2 separate regions of the Homo sapiens genome follow, and region 1 is linked to region 2. Evidence: chromatin contacts called from ENCODE Hi-C or POLR2A ChIA-PET data. All regions are on one chromosome and are shown on one strand. Each heading gives the region's core, a stretch centred on a gene start or an enhancer-like site at or near the end of the contact. The rest is flanking DNA. Distances are from core to core; before and after follow the strand shown. Region 1 overlaps HTT (huntingtin). Region 2 overlaps GRK4 (G protein-coupled receptor kinase 4).

What was found. Hi-C counts contacts between places; a loop is a spot of excess contacts on that map. ChIA-PET counts read pairs that join two places held with the same protein, here RNA polymerase II (POLR2A). Pooled maps may share reads with other maps.
Region 1: a pooled map shows a loop between it and region 2 (5-fold over the local background). The contact joins two enhancer-like sites. A Hi-C loop is called at or near these places in 6 of 50 pooled maps. POLR2A ChIA-PET finds 5 or more read pairs at or near these places in 4 of 52 experiments (T-cell, WTC11, activated CD4-positive, alpha-beta T cell and 1 more).

The regions. Positions count from the first base shown.
Region 1 is chr4:3,106,041-3,112,564 of GRCh38, reverse strand. It overlaps HTT (huntingtin), which reads right to left. Exons shown (of 67, transcript NM_001388492.1): 6 at 5,142-5,280. Among named protein-coding and RNA genes, the nearest start is that of HTT, 35 kb to the right of the region's middle. Within about 2 kb of position 4,609, at least 8 of the 41 ENCODE cell types and tissues checked have a DNase peak (open chromatin) inside an H3K27ac peak, as active enhancers do.
Region 2 is chr4:3,006,648-3,013,375 of GRCh38, reverse strand. It overlaps GRK4 (G protein-coupled receptor kinase 4), which reads right to left. Exons shown (of 16, transcript NM_182982.3): 6 at 5,548-5,640; 7 at 3,665-3,728. Among named protein-coding and RNA genes, the nearest start is that of GRK4, 46 kb to the right of the region's middle. RefSeq lists an enhancer at 2,744-3,943. Within about 2 kb of position 3,260, at least 3 of the 41 ENCODE cell types and tissues checked have a DNase peak (open chromatin) inside an H3K27ac peak, as active enhancers do.

The sequences.
Region 1 (6,524 bases), core at 3,360-5,859, 98 kb before region 2:
CTCTCATGAACTTAATGTCGACCAAAATAAACCAGACAAAAAGAACACTTAATCCATGGTCTATGTACACAGAATTTAAAAACAGACTCTGGAATTAGAAGCCAGCAGTCATGACCTTGGGGAGGAAGGCAGGAGCAGTGACGGGGGAATAGGGGAGAGGCTTCTGAGTGCTTGGTAATATTCTGTCTTGACCTGGGTGGCGGTTACAAGGGTTAAGTTCACTTTGTGGTTATTCACCAAGGGATACACTAATGATTTCTGTCCTGTATGGTATGTACATTTCCTGTCAGGAAAAGGAAAAACAAGGGAGTATCAGTGTTTGGCAGGTAATTTTGAGAATAAGAATAAACCAGAGGGTGGGAGATTTCTAATCCAACACGCTGGATTGAACTTGTGAAGCTCTGCTACCCAGAAACCCCACAAAAATCATGTAAAGAAGTTGTATAAAGCATATATTTACACGAACAGAAAGAACAGAACAGGGACATTAGCAGACTACGGGTGTCAACAAAACTTCGGAAGCTAAAAAGTAACAAGAGCTACATAACTGACTGATTTGTTAGCCCGTAGGAAGAAGTTCAAATGCAAGCTTTGCTGGGGACAGGGGAGGGTAGGAGGGATACCAGCAAAAAGCAAGCTTATTGAAGCCACAGACGCCAAGAAGAGCTCGGGCTTTGGAGGCGCCACATACATCTGAAAGTGGAGGGATGGAGAGGGTGAAATAGTGGCTGGTCTCATGGCTCCTTGGGCAAATTCCCACCCACTCACCTGAGGTCTTCCCTCCAATCCAAGGCAGCCCAGGAAGCAGCCCCTCCCCCACCTCCGGCAAAGATTGAGAGGGATAATCTCAAGAGGTGTTTACATAGGCTGAGGACAGACGTGAGATGCACACAGAAAACAAAAAGTAAGAGGGCACCCTGACCAGCAACACTGTCAGTCCCCTCCCTTCCAGTCCCCGGTTGCAGGATAAACATAGCCAAGCTTATAGCCTCCAAGCAGGAAAATGAGTAATTTCCTTCCAGGGATACTAGCTGACTCAAGAGGAAAAGACTTATAGATACTGGTATTTAAAGATCTAATGATGGGCTCACGCCTGTAATCCCGGCACTTTCGGAGGCCAAGGCAGGCGGATCACCTGAGGTCAGGCGTTCGAGACCAGCCTGGCCAACATGGTGAAACTCTGGCTCTACTAAAAATACAAAAATTAGCCGGGCATGGTGGTGCACACCTGTAATCCCAGCTACTTGAGAGGCTGAGGCAGGAGAACTGCTTGAACCTGGGAGGCAGAGGCTTAAGTGAGCCAAAATCCCACCACCGCACTCTAGCCTGGGCGACAGAGTAGGACTCCATCTCAAAAAAAAAAAAAAAAAAGTAAAGAAAATAGCTGGACGTGGTGGTGCATACCTGTAGTCCCAACTACTTGGGAGGGTGAGGCAGAACAGCTGCTTGAGCCCAGGAATTTGAGGCTGCAGTGAGCTATGATCGCACCACTGCACCACAACCTGGGCAACAGGGCAAGACCCCATCAAGAGACAAAGAAAAGAAAGAAGTTAAAAACATAACAATGAATAGAAGAGTTTGAGATGGATATCTAAAAAGTACCAGAAAAAGAAAAGAAAAAGGTAAGATGTGAGTCAATCTAGGAGGACCAACATCCAACTAACCAATTTCAGGAGAGAACACAGAAAATAAAAGGCAAGAACTTCTCAGAGAAATGTTAAGAAAATTTTCCCAGAACTGAAGGGATGTAAGTTTCCAAATTAAAAGGCCTACTAAGTACCTAGCACTTCACCTCCCCAAAAATGGAAAGCTTCCAAAGAAAAGTACATTCATAGGTTAAGGAATCGGGTCACGTTGGAGATTTTAAGACAACAGGGCAAAGACTTTGCATTTCTGAGGGAAAATGATTTCTACCCCAGAACACCATACCCAGCCAAGTGTACAGGAAAAAAAATGGCATTTTTATGAATGCAAAACCTCATACAATTTCCCTCCCATTCATCTTCTCTCAGGAAGCTACTAGACGATAGAAAAACATATGGCATCTAGGAACTGGGCATCCAACGGGAGAACTGCAAAGGAAATTCCAGGCTAATGGCAAAGAGAAGTCCTAGGATACAAGTGTACTACAGACCTGAAGATCAACCTGCCCAGACTGGGGCAGAGAGCTGGATAACTCAAGTTGGATGACCACACTGGGGAAAAACTGATTCAGTAAACTACCTGTCATGAAAAATTGTACTAAACACATATTACAAAGAAGTTGGAAGGTGTGAGAAGACAAAAAGGCCAAAGAATAATAAGCAAGCGATATAGAGGTAACGATTAACTCCAAGAAAACAGATGTGAAGATTAACTCCAGGAAAACAAAAAGTTGTACAAAGACATATAATCAAGGCACAAGCCAGCAAAGAGCAAGGCAGCAGCAATGGCCTCTGAAAGGAACCAGGGTCTGAGGAAAGCTGAACCTAGAAGTCAGGATCTGGAAGAAGATTGAACACGACATGGTGATGAAAGCCAGCACCAGCCTGCCCAAGAAGCTGGTGCTGCTGAAGGCCCCAATCAAGAAGTGGGCGGCTGTCTCCTCCACCTCCAAGATGCCTTCCTAAGGATGCTGGCCCCAGCACAAGCCAACACTGTAGCCCCCACCTCCATGATTAGACCTTGCAGGTGGCCCCCCCGTCCCCAGCACTGGGTCACCTAGAACTTCGATAGGGGCCTGGCCTATGAGTAGGTGATCAGCAGATCCCCGGGTGCTGAGAACCCAGCTATGGCCATGAAGGTACAGTCACCAACTTCATCTGTCCTCCTCCTCCTCCCCAGGTCCTCTCTCCAGTTTCAACCCAGAGCAAAAAACACAGCTTTCTCATCAAATAAGAAACACAATCAAAGAAATATAATACGTAAGCAACCATGACTATTTACTTAGGCATAATAACGTACACACTGAATTCTGATAGAACTATAGTGAAAGTAAAAAAATGTCTAAAATTGAAAAAAAAAATAGCAGTAGAAGCATGTTATTTAGAAATGTGGAAGTTGCTGGGCGCAGTGGCTCACGCCTGTAATCCCAGCACTTTGGGAGGCTGAGGTGGGAGGATCACCTGAGGTCAGGAGTTCGAGACCAGCCTGACCAACCCGGAGAAACCCCATCTCTACTAAAAGTACAAAATTAGCCGAGCGTGGTGATGCATGCCTGTAATCCCAGCTACTAGGAGGCTGAGGCAGGAGAATCGCTTGAACCCGGGAGACAGAGGTTGTGGTGAGCCAAGATTGCGTCATTGCACTCCAGCCTTGGCAACAAGAGCAAAACTCCATCTCAAAGAAAAAAAAAGAAAGAAAGAAAGAAACATGAAAGTAAATATTGGAAGAAATACTAAGAGTTATGTTTGCCTGTGAGACACAAGGATTAAGAGAAAAAGTAGGAAGGGAACTACTATCTTTGTTTATAATCCTGTTGGTACTACTGAATTTCATTGATAATATATATATATATATTTTTTTTTTTTAAGAAATGGCATCTTGTTTTACCACCCATGCTGGAGTGTGGTGGCACAATCACAGCTCAGTGTAGCCTCGAACTCCAACTCCTGGGCTCAACCGAGCCTCCTGTCTCAGCCTCCTGAGTAGCTAGGACCACAGGCACATGCCATCATGTCCAGCTAATTTTTTTTCAGTTTTTTTAGAGATAGGGTCTCACTATCTTGCCCAGGCTGGTCTCAAACTCCTGGCCTCAAGCAATCCTCCTACCTCAGCCTCCCAAGTAGCTACAATTATAGGCACAAGCCACTGTACCAGGCTCTTGATAATAAATTTGAATAACCATAAATGAGCAGAGAGGTAGCAGAATAGATTTTTTTTAATGCCAAAGGTTCAGGAAGGAAGTAATTAACGGATTCTACGTTCAACAAAGTGTTAGCATCATCATACTCAAATGGTGATCGAAATCATGAAAATGATGAGAACTAAGAGTACAAAAATACCATCTATCATCTGAGCTCTGACAGCCAGAGATATCACAGAGGGGACTGCCTTCAACAGACCCCAGTGTACAGATGGGCAAACTGGCGCTGTGGAGCTCTCACAGCCTCTGACCACAAAGGAGCACCTACTCCCATTCCAAAGAGATGGTAATAAAAATAACAGCAGCAGAAACTACCATTTACTGAGCATGAAGAAATATTACACTAAATTCTTTAGATTCATCATCTCCCTTCGTCATTCCAAAACCCCATGACTAGTTTGAATATCTCCTTAGTATTAACAAGAAAACTTCGAAGCTCAAGAGAAAAAACATGAGAGAGGCTAACAGTTTATTCCAAATCATTCAGCTAATAAGAGCAGTAGCAGCTAACATCTAAGCCCTTCCCGTGGGTGACTATGCTACACTCTAACACATATTCCTTTATTTTACTCTCAGAGTTGCCCTATATGGGTCCCATTAAGGCTTATTTTTCAGAATACGAAGGAAATAGCTTAGAGCTGTTGGGCAGTTTGCCTAGAGGAAAATAACTAGTAAAGAGGACAGAATTCTAATCCAAGTCCATCTGATTCCACTCTACCCAGTGTGTATCATCACCTCCCAGGAGGGTCACTTGGGCTCAAACCCAGGACTGACCTACCAAAAAGGAAGAGGCTAAGAATCCTGTAATCTGTAGAGCATGTGACAGGGTCACTATTTCTGGACATTATAAACAAAACACTAAAGTGGGTTTGAAGATGATTTGTTGGAATGCACAACAGGAAGCCAACAGGCTCTGATAGCTGCAGGACGTTCAGACCCACAAGGCCTCGTCAGTGAGCTTTCTCCTACCTGCAGTCTTGGCACAGTCATCTTCCCGCAGCTAGGTTAAAGAGTCACTCTAGTACGCCGAAAACAAATCTGCTCTGGAAAAATGCCTTTTCAATTTGCATCTAGAAACCATCTCCCAATTCAACTCTTCACCCCACAGTAAGAAATGAGAAGTGGAAAGAAGTCCTTAGGTGCCTCAAAAATAACACAAATGATGGTAGTCTAAATTACGACATACAACATACCCCAAGAAGCACTCCCACAGGACTCCCTGTTCAGAAGCCCTCACCCTCCACAGACTCACTCACAGCATCACTCGCATGTTTGTGACCTGAGGCAACAATCATACCTTAATTTCATTGTCATTTGCAAAATTGCCAAAAGAAGCCATAATTTTGGGAACAGCTGCAGCCAAGGTCTCCTGGACTGATTCTTCGGGTCTCTTGCTTGTTCGAGTCAGGCACGGCAGAAGGTTCACCAGGTAAGGCCTGTGTATGCAAAAGAACGCAAGTCATTCTTCCAGCTCTCCTTCAGGAGAAACAGAAGCAATTCATTCCCTGTTAGGGAAAAGCCAGTTTTATATTCCAACAGTCCCTAATGGGATGGGGAAAACTCAGCTGAAAGAACAGGAGGATGAAATGTGGATGAAGCTCAAGTGTTGGGAGACATCCTTCATTTCTCTTATGATCACAGAGGATCTAAAAGGCTGGGTTTAAAAATTATTTGCAGTAAATCATAATACTTCTTAAAACACTCATTTTTAATTAGAAAATAAGTGTAAGAAAATACCATTTTAAAAACAAAAATTTTTAAATGGGAATAAAGCTTTCCTGAAAAAGGAGAATTATAAAATGGGGTTGTGGGGAGAGAAGAAAAGCCGAATGTGTAGGACACAGAGCAGTGAGTCACAGATCACAGGAATTCACCCAACACACAGAGTGACAGGGCAGGCCGGGTGCGAGGTGCCAGGAGTGGTGCAGCCCTGCCCTCTAGTGGCAGAGTCTGGCAACAAGCACGGCCTCAGAGGGTGGCTGGGGAAACCTCCCTAAGGAAGTGACTGTTCCGCTGAGAACTAAGGGGGAAAAAAAAACCATCAGGAGGAAGAAAAACCTGACTCTAATCAGACTAATGAGTCAATGCAGGGTGTCTGAGGTGACAGAGCCATTGACGAGTCTGGAATCTCTATCTAAACGGCACTGGGAAATGGGTACAAGAGTTTAAATAAGGGAATGACAAGACCCAGTTATATTCTTTAAGGTCACTTTGGCTGCTATGTGCAGAACCTGGATGTGTTGCTTCAGAAATATAACACATTTTTTTAAATGATAGTAAAAGAAAAAAGATTATACAAAAGGAAATTTCCTTAGTGATTATACCTCTGCAGCCATATAAGTTCTTTTCTGGATTTTGGTTTTTTTGAGACAGGTCTCACTCTGTTGCCCAGGCTGGAGTGCAGTGGTGCGATCTTGGCTCAACACGACCTCCACCTCCCAGGCTCAAGTGATCCTCCCACCTCAGCCTCTCGAGTGGCTGTGACCACAGGCACGCACCACCATGCCTGGCTAAGTTTTGTATTTTTTGTAGAGGCGGCGTTTCACCATGTTGCCTAGTCTGGGTCAAGCAATCCACCTGCCTTGGCCTCCTGAAGTGCTGGGATCAAAGGTATGAGCCACTATGCCCGACCCATATAAGATTCTTATTGAAACTCAGTTCATATTAATAGTGAGGGTTT
Region 2 (6,728 bases), core at 2,011-4,510:
GTAAAACTGAAAAGATTCTTTTTCAGCTGGGCATGGTGGCTCATGCCTACAATCCCAGCACTTTGGGAGGCCAAGGCAGGCAGATCACCTGAGGTCAGGAGCTCGAAACCAACCTGGCCAACATGGCGACACCCCGTCTCTACGAAAAATAAAAAAACAAAAAAATTAACTAGGCATGGTGGCGGGTGCCTGTAGCCCCAGCTACTCCAGAGGCTGAGGCAGGAGAATCGCTTAAACCCGGGAGGCAGAGGTTGTAGTAAGCCGAGATCGCGCCACTGCACTCCAGCCTGGGCGACAGAGTGAGACTCCGTCTCAAGATTCTCCTGCCTCAGCCTCCCAAGTAGCTGGGATTACAGGTGCCCGCCACCATGCCTGGCTAATTTTTCTTGTATTTTTAGTAAAGACGGGATTTCACCATTTTGGCCAGGCTGGTCTTGAACTCCTGACCTCAGGTGATCTGCCCACTTTGGCCTTCCAAAGCGCTAGGATTAACAGGTGTGAGCCACCGCGCCTGGCCTAAAAAGATTCTTGATTTTTTAATTTAAAATGTCAAGAGTATAAGGAAATATATTTCATAGAATTCACAATTTTCATATCTTTATTCTATTACTTCTTAAAGTAGTATTTATGTATTATTTTAACTTTATGTCATGAAAAATTTCCAACATACAAAAGTGGAAAAAATAGTATCATGAGCCTCAGGTTCTGGTCCCCGTGCCTCTGTGTCATCAACATTAGGCTGCTGTTTCTTCCAACTCCCATCCACTGCACACCCCACAGGGGACTGCTTTAAAAGCAAACATAAGACATGATTTAATTTTATCTATCAATAAAATAATTTTGGTGGTAAAAGAAATACAAAGTTAATTGTGGAAAATATTGGAAGTAATAAGGACAGTGATAAAAACTCACCCGTAATTCCAAGATAATGACTGTTAATATTTTGCTCTATTTGATTTTGGGCCCACCTTCTTACATGGGTATGCAAGAATACATACCCTGTTCCCACCACTCCAGCCTTTCATGGCAAAACTGGTCTCGTATTGTAAAATAGGTAATATTTCCTAACCTCCTTTTAAAAAATCTTATTGTGTGACTATTTTCCTATCGTGAAATGTTTTCCTAAAATGTGACTATCCCAATATGTATTTAATCATTTTCTTACCATTAAGACTTGGCATAAAAATCTCTTCATATCTCTTTATCGTTAATTTAAAACAAATTATTCTAAGTGGAATGGGCAAATCAGAGAAAGGGAATGGAAAGCAGACAAGAGTGCCAGGCACTGTGCTGAGAGCTGGGTGTGAACACTCGCTGGCTCACAGCAGCCTGGCGGGCAGGGCCGATTATTTCCCTGCTAGAGATGAGATCACGATGGCGGGCCCAAGATCACGCTGCTGGAAGTGATACGACAGGACCCTGACCTCGGGTCTGCCCACGTCTGAAGTACGTGCTCTTTCCACTACAGTCTGTGGCCTAAAACCATGACAGCAGAGATGTCTACTCAATTCCTTTACCATTGTGCTCACTCAGGACCCTACAAATTCATTTCGGAGGACTTCAAGCATAAGCGAAAGAATTACTGTTGACAAAATAAAACCAACTAGGTTTGCTCTCTCAAGCCCACTGGAGGAAGTGCTAGCACTTGGAAAAAGCAAATGCACGATTAGAATCTGGATTAAAGGGCACCGAGGCTGTCCCCGCATGAGGGCAAGCAGGGCTCCTTCTGACAGGCATTCAGAGTAGGGGTGAGCTGACTGCTCACTGCCTCTGGGCCTTGACTGAGAGTACAACACCTCCAGAGCAAGTCTGTGGGAAACTGCCATGCTTTATTCGTGCAGCCAATCATTTGTTTGGGAACCCAAGTAAATCTGTTAAAAAGTAATCTATACAATCATAATTATACTGAGTCTTTCTTATCTTCTTTTTTAATGTATTTATTTATATTAAATATTTAAATAGAGATGGGGTCTTGCCATGTTGCCTAGGCTGATCTGGAACTTCTGGGCTCAAGCGATCTGCCTACCTTGGCCTCCCGAAGTGCTAGGATTACAGGCGTGAGCCACCGCGCCCAGCACCAGGTCTTTCACAATAGCTAAAATTTGCTAACATGTCCCTATTATATCCTATTAAGACTGACATGTTTTAAAAACTTACATGTGGCTATAATTAGACTTTCATTCCTTTGTAAACACATGACCCATGTTCCAGAAATTTTTCCTCTGTTCTTTCACAAAATCTGAGTCATTACATTTGCAGATCATTAAAGGCAGATTAGCAAGAGTCCAAGTAAGAAAATGACTTTCCTGTTCTAGGACATATTCAAACAGAGGGTGGATTTCTTACAGAAATATCTATCATGGAGGGATTAGAGCAAGCATACGATTGGATTAGGCAAAATATTCTTCATGGTCTCTGGAACTGTACCAGAGGGACAGTACTGTTACTTCTCCTGAAGTAACAACTACGTTGGCCAATTTCTTGTCATGTCAAGCTGCAGGTGCATAACAGATATAGGTGCAGTGTGCTGCCTCCTAGGTCAGCTTTCTAATTAACTTCAAGGCAATGCTAGTGGCTTTTCCTTTGAATTGTAATATGGGAGCAGTAATATCTGAGTCACACCCGGGCAGTGTAACCTGCTCCTGAGTTAAACATACAGTATTAGTTTGCCAATGGCTTGCCTGGCTCTTAGGGACTTAAAAGTTCTTGAACTCCATATGATCACTCCAGGTAACTAGTAAGGTAATTAATATCTCTTTAAATCCCCAGACCAGAACTGCTGCTGTTCTCCATCCACCAACTACAGTGGTCTCCATCTAGGAGACCCATCATATTTAAACAACACCCCGGGCCAGGCACGGTGGCTCACGCCTGTAATCCCAGCACTTTGGGAGGCTGAGGAGGGCGGATCACCCGAGGTCGGGAGTTCAAGACCACCCTGACCAACATGGAGAAACCCCCTCTCTACTAAAAATACGAAAATTAGCTAGGTGTGGTGGCGCATGCCTGTAATACCAGCTACTCGGGAGGCTGAGGCAGGAGAATCGCTTGAACTCAGGAGGCGGAGGTTGTGGTGAGCTGAGATCACGCCATTGCACTCCAGTCTAGGCAACAAGAGCGAAACTCCATCTCAAAACAAAACAAAACAAAACAAAACAAAAAAAACACCCCTCGTGAGTCTGTGAGTCATTTCCTTAGGATTTTCCCAAATTGACACATTTCCAAACACCTTTTGATGTAGGTATGAGGTACATACGTGTCCAAACAGAGTAGGGTTACGTAAGTATATTTACTAATTCACTCTGTACTATGTGAATTTGGGACCAGTCTTAAATGTATGGAAATAGAATCATGGAAATTCCACAATGCGGAAACAGAATCGTCTTTCCATCTGGGCAAAGTGACTGAGCTGGGGCATCAAGCATGGAAACCAGCTTCTTCAGAACTATGAGGTAAAAGGTGAAGTCACCAAGAGAAGGGATTCTTAAAAACCTTTTGCTCAAAATTCCATGTGGATTCTCACAGTTGGCAAAGATTATTCCCAAAACACCCACTAAGGCAACAGTGTACTGGGAGAGCTGATGCATTACCTGAAGCCATGTTCTCAGGACCTTGCTCCCCACCCAGCTAGCAGCGCTGCTATGAACTGGCTCCCGTTACTCACCTCTCCAAATCCGCCTTTTCCTAGAACTCTGTAATGTCTAAATGTGTTCTTTGTTACGGGTTGCCTAATCAATGAGAAAAACAAGTTTCAGGTCTCACATTGCATTGTTCTTTTAAAAAAGAAAAGTTTACTCAGCGCTTGTCTTCGCCTCATTTATTGAACCATTCTGCTCAAAGGGGATGCCCGGGACAAAGGGTGTCTGTGCTCAGGGACTGTGGCTCCCTCTAGCAGGATAGCTCTTGACTTGCTCTAAGAGCAATTAATTCATCTTTTTTTTTTTTTTTTTTTTTGAGATGGAGTCTCACTCTGTCGCCAGGGCTGGAGTGCAGTGGCACGATCTAGGCTCACTGCAACCTCCGCCTCCTGGATTGAGGCAATTTTCCTGCCTCAGCCTCCCGAGTAGCTGGGATTACAGGCGCCTGCCACTATACCCAGCTAATTTTTTGTATTTTTAGTAGAGACGGGTTTTCACCATGTTTACCAGGCTGGTCTCGAACTCCTGACCTCATGATTCACCCGCCTCAGCCTCCCAAAGTGCTGGGATTATAGGCGTGAGCCACCACCCGGCCAATTAATCTTAATTAATATTTAAGACACTGAAGCAAAAGGCAGAACAGTCTAATTATCCTCACTAACTAAAGATAGGTCTGAAACCAGCCAACACTAGGAAATATGTATGTTCATAACTCCTGGTATACTCTTGGGTAGATCCCTCTCAACCTGTCAGAAAGCAGGTGAAGAAGATGACGTATATACGTTGTGCCATCCTTTGAAAAAAGAACCTCAAAGATGTTTATACCCAGCGCCTCAAAAACAGCATGTATAAGCAAGAACTGGAAATTTAATCAATCAATAATAATAGTACTAATAATAACACTAGTAGCAGCTAACACTTTTTTTTTTTTTTTTGAGACAGAGTCTTGCTGTGTTGCCCAGGCTGGAGTGCAGTGGAGCCACCTCAGCTCACTGCAACCTCCACCTCCTGGGTTCAGGCGATTTCTCCTGCCTCAGCCTCCCAAGTAGCTGGGAGTACAGGTGCATGCCACCGTGCCTGGCTAAGTTTTGTAGTTCTAGTAGAGACGGGTTTCACCATTTTGGCCAGGCTGGTCTTGAACTGCTGACCTCAGGTGATCCACCCGCCTCGGCCTCCCAAAGTGCTGGATTACCGGCATGAGCCACTGCGCCCGGCCCACAGCTAACACTTTTTAAGCACTTATTTTGTGCACCAAACATTGTGCTATAAGCGTTGTACACACATTTCCCAGGTGATCCTAGCAATGGTCCAAGGAGGCAGATTCTATAATTACCTGTAATTTATAGAACAAGGACCTGCCACTCATACAAGCTAAGCCACTTACCTGAGGCCACATAAACAGTAAGAGGCTGAGCAGGGTTTAACTGCCAGGTCCCACCCATTGCATCCTATTCTAGCACTAAAAATCTAAGCTAAGTTTTATTTTCTAGCCACTGAACCAACAGGGATACCTGCCATTTTAAAAAGAGAGAACAGAGTCTATTAAATTAGAAGAAATGGTATAACACTAATACCTATGAAAATTTCTGTATAAAAATATCATATACAACTCAAAATTTCTAATTGTATTTTGACAGATGGAAAAGTCTACGTCAATCAGTATGCATTGTGAGAAGTTAACACTTCTTTTATTGAGGTCTCTTTTCTTTTTTTCTGTTGTATTAGAGATGGGGTCTTGCTACATTGCCCAGGTTGGAGTGCAGTGGCTATTCACAGGCTTGATCATCCCGTACTATAGCCTTGAAGTCTTGGGCTTAAGCAATCCTTCAGCCTCAGCCTCCTGAGTAGCTGGGACTACAGGCATGTGCCACCTCAATTGGCTTTTATCAAGTTTAAAATCAGTACATACCTTTCCAGCCATTTCCATTGTAAAAACTGAGAAAAATATGAGCTTTCTTGGTATTCTTCAAATGGTTCCCCTCTTAGGTAGTTATGGGCAACTCTAGAAAAAGATTTTTTAAAATTATATACATTTGTTGTATTAAGAAATAAAAACAAGTGTGTTTTAGTGCATTAATAGGCACTGAATATGGGAAAGCCAATCATTACACACAATTCAATATTTTGAATTTGCAATTACAGAAGTCCACGTTAGGTTCTAACGCTATAAGTGAAAACAGAAGTGAAATAGAATGAATGAAAAAAGCAGTGAAATAGAAGGATGCATTCCCTTCTTGGGAGTGAGGGTGTCAGCTGTTCTGTTATCAAGCAGCATGCTTCCCATGTGCAAGACACAGTGGAAGGGTCCTCTGGAGGACAGCATAGAGGTCAAAGCCATGGGCCACTGCAAGTCCGGCTTCAGCCACTCACTGGCTGAGGGACCTGAGCCAACTTACCCAACCTCTATAGCCTCAGTTTCTCCTTCTGTAAAACAGAGATAATAATCATGCCTATTTCATACAGTTACTGTGAGCGGGTAAGTGCATTAATACTTCCAAGTATTTATTATTGTTTTGTTATTTGTTGTTGTTGTTTAGAGACAGGGCCTCACTCTATTGCCCAGGCTGGAGTGCAATGGCACAATCATGGCTCAATGCAGCCTTGAACTCCTGGCCTCAAGCAATCCTCCCATCTCAGCCTCCCAAAGCACTGGGACTACAGGTGTAAGCCACCAAGCCTAGCCTTATAATTGTTGTGTTATTACTATTACATGTCACTTAGTGCACATGTACAAGAAAGAGTTTAGGGTGTGTACATGCCCAGGAGAGGGATGTGAAGGACAAAAGCGTGGACTGAAAGATTGGCCCTTCCTGGCCTCTGTGGCATCCCAGATGAAGACAGGAAGAAATCTGATTCTTATCACAATATCCCAGGACCAGTATCAGAGAGCAAAGACCAAGCCTGTCCTGTCTGCCATACCAGAGAAGCAATCAAATGGAGCCATGGAGCCAACATCTCTTTTCTTTTTTTTTGGTCTGGCTCTGTCACCCAGGCTGGAGGGTAGTGGTGAGGTCACAGTCACTGCAGCCTTGACCTCCCAGGCTCAATTGATCCTCCCACCTCAGCCTTCTGAATAGCTGGGACTACAGG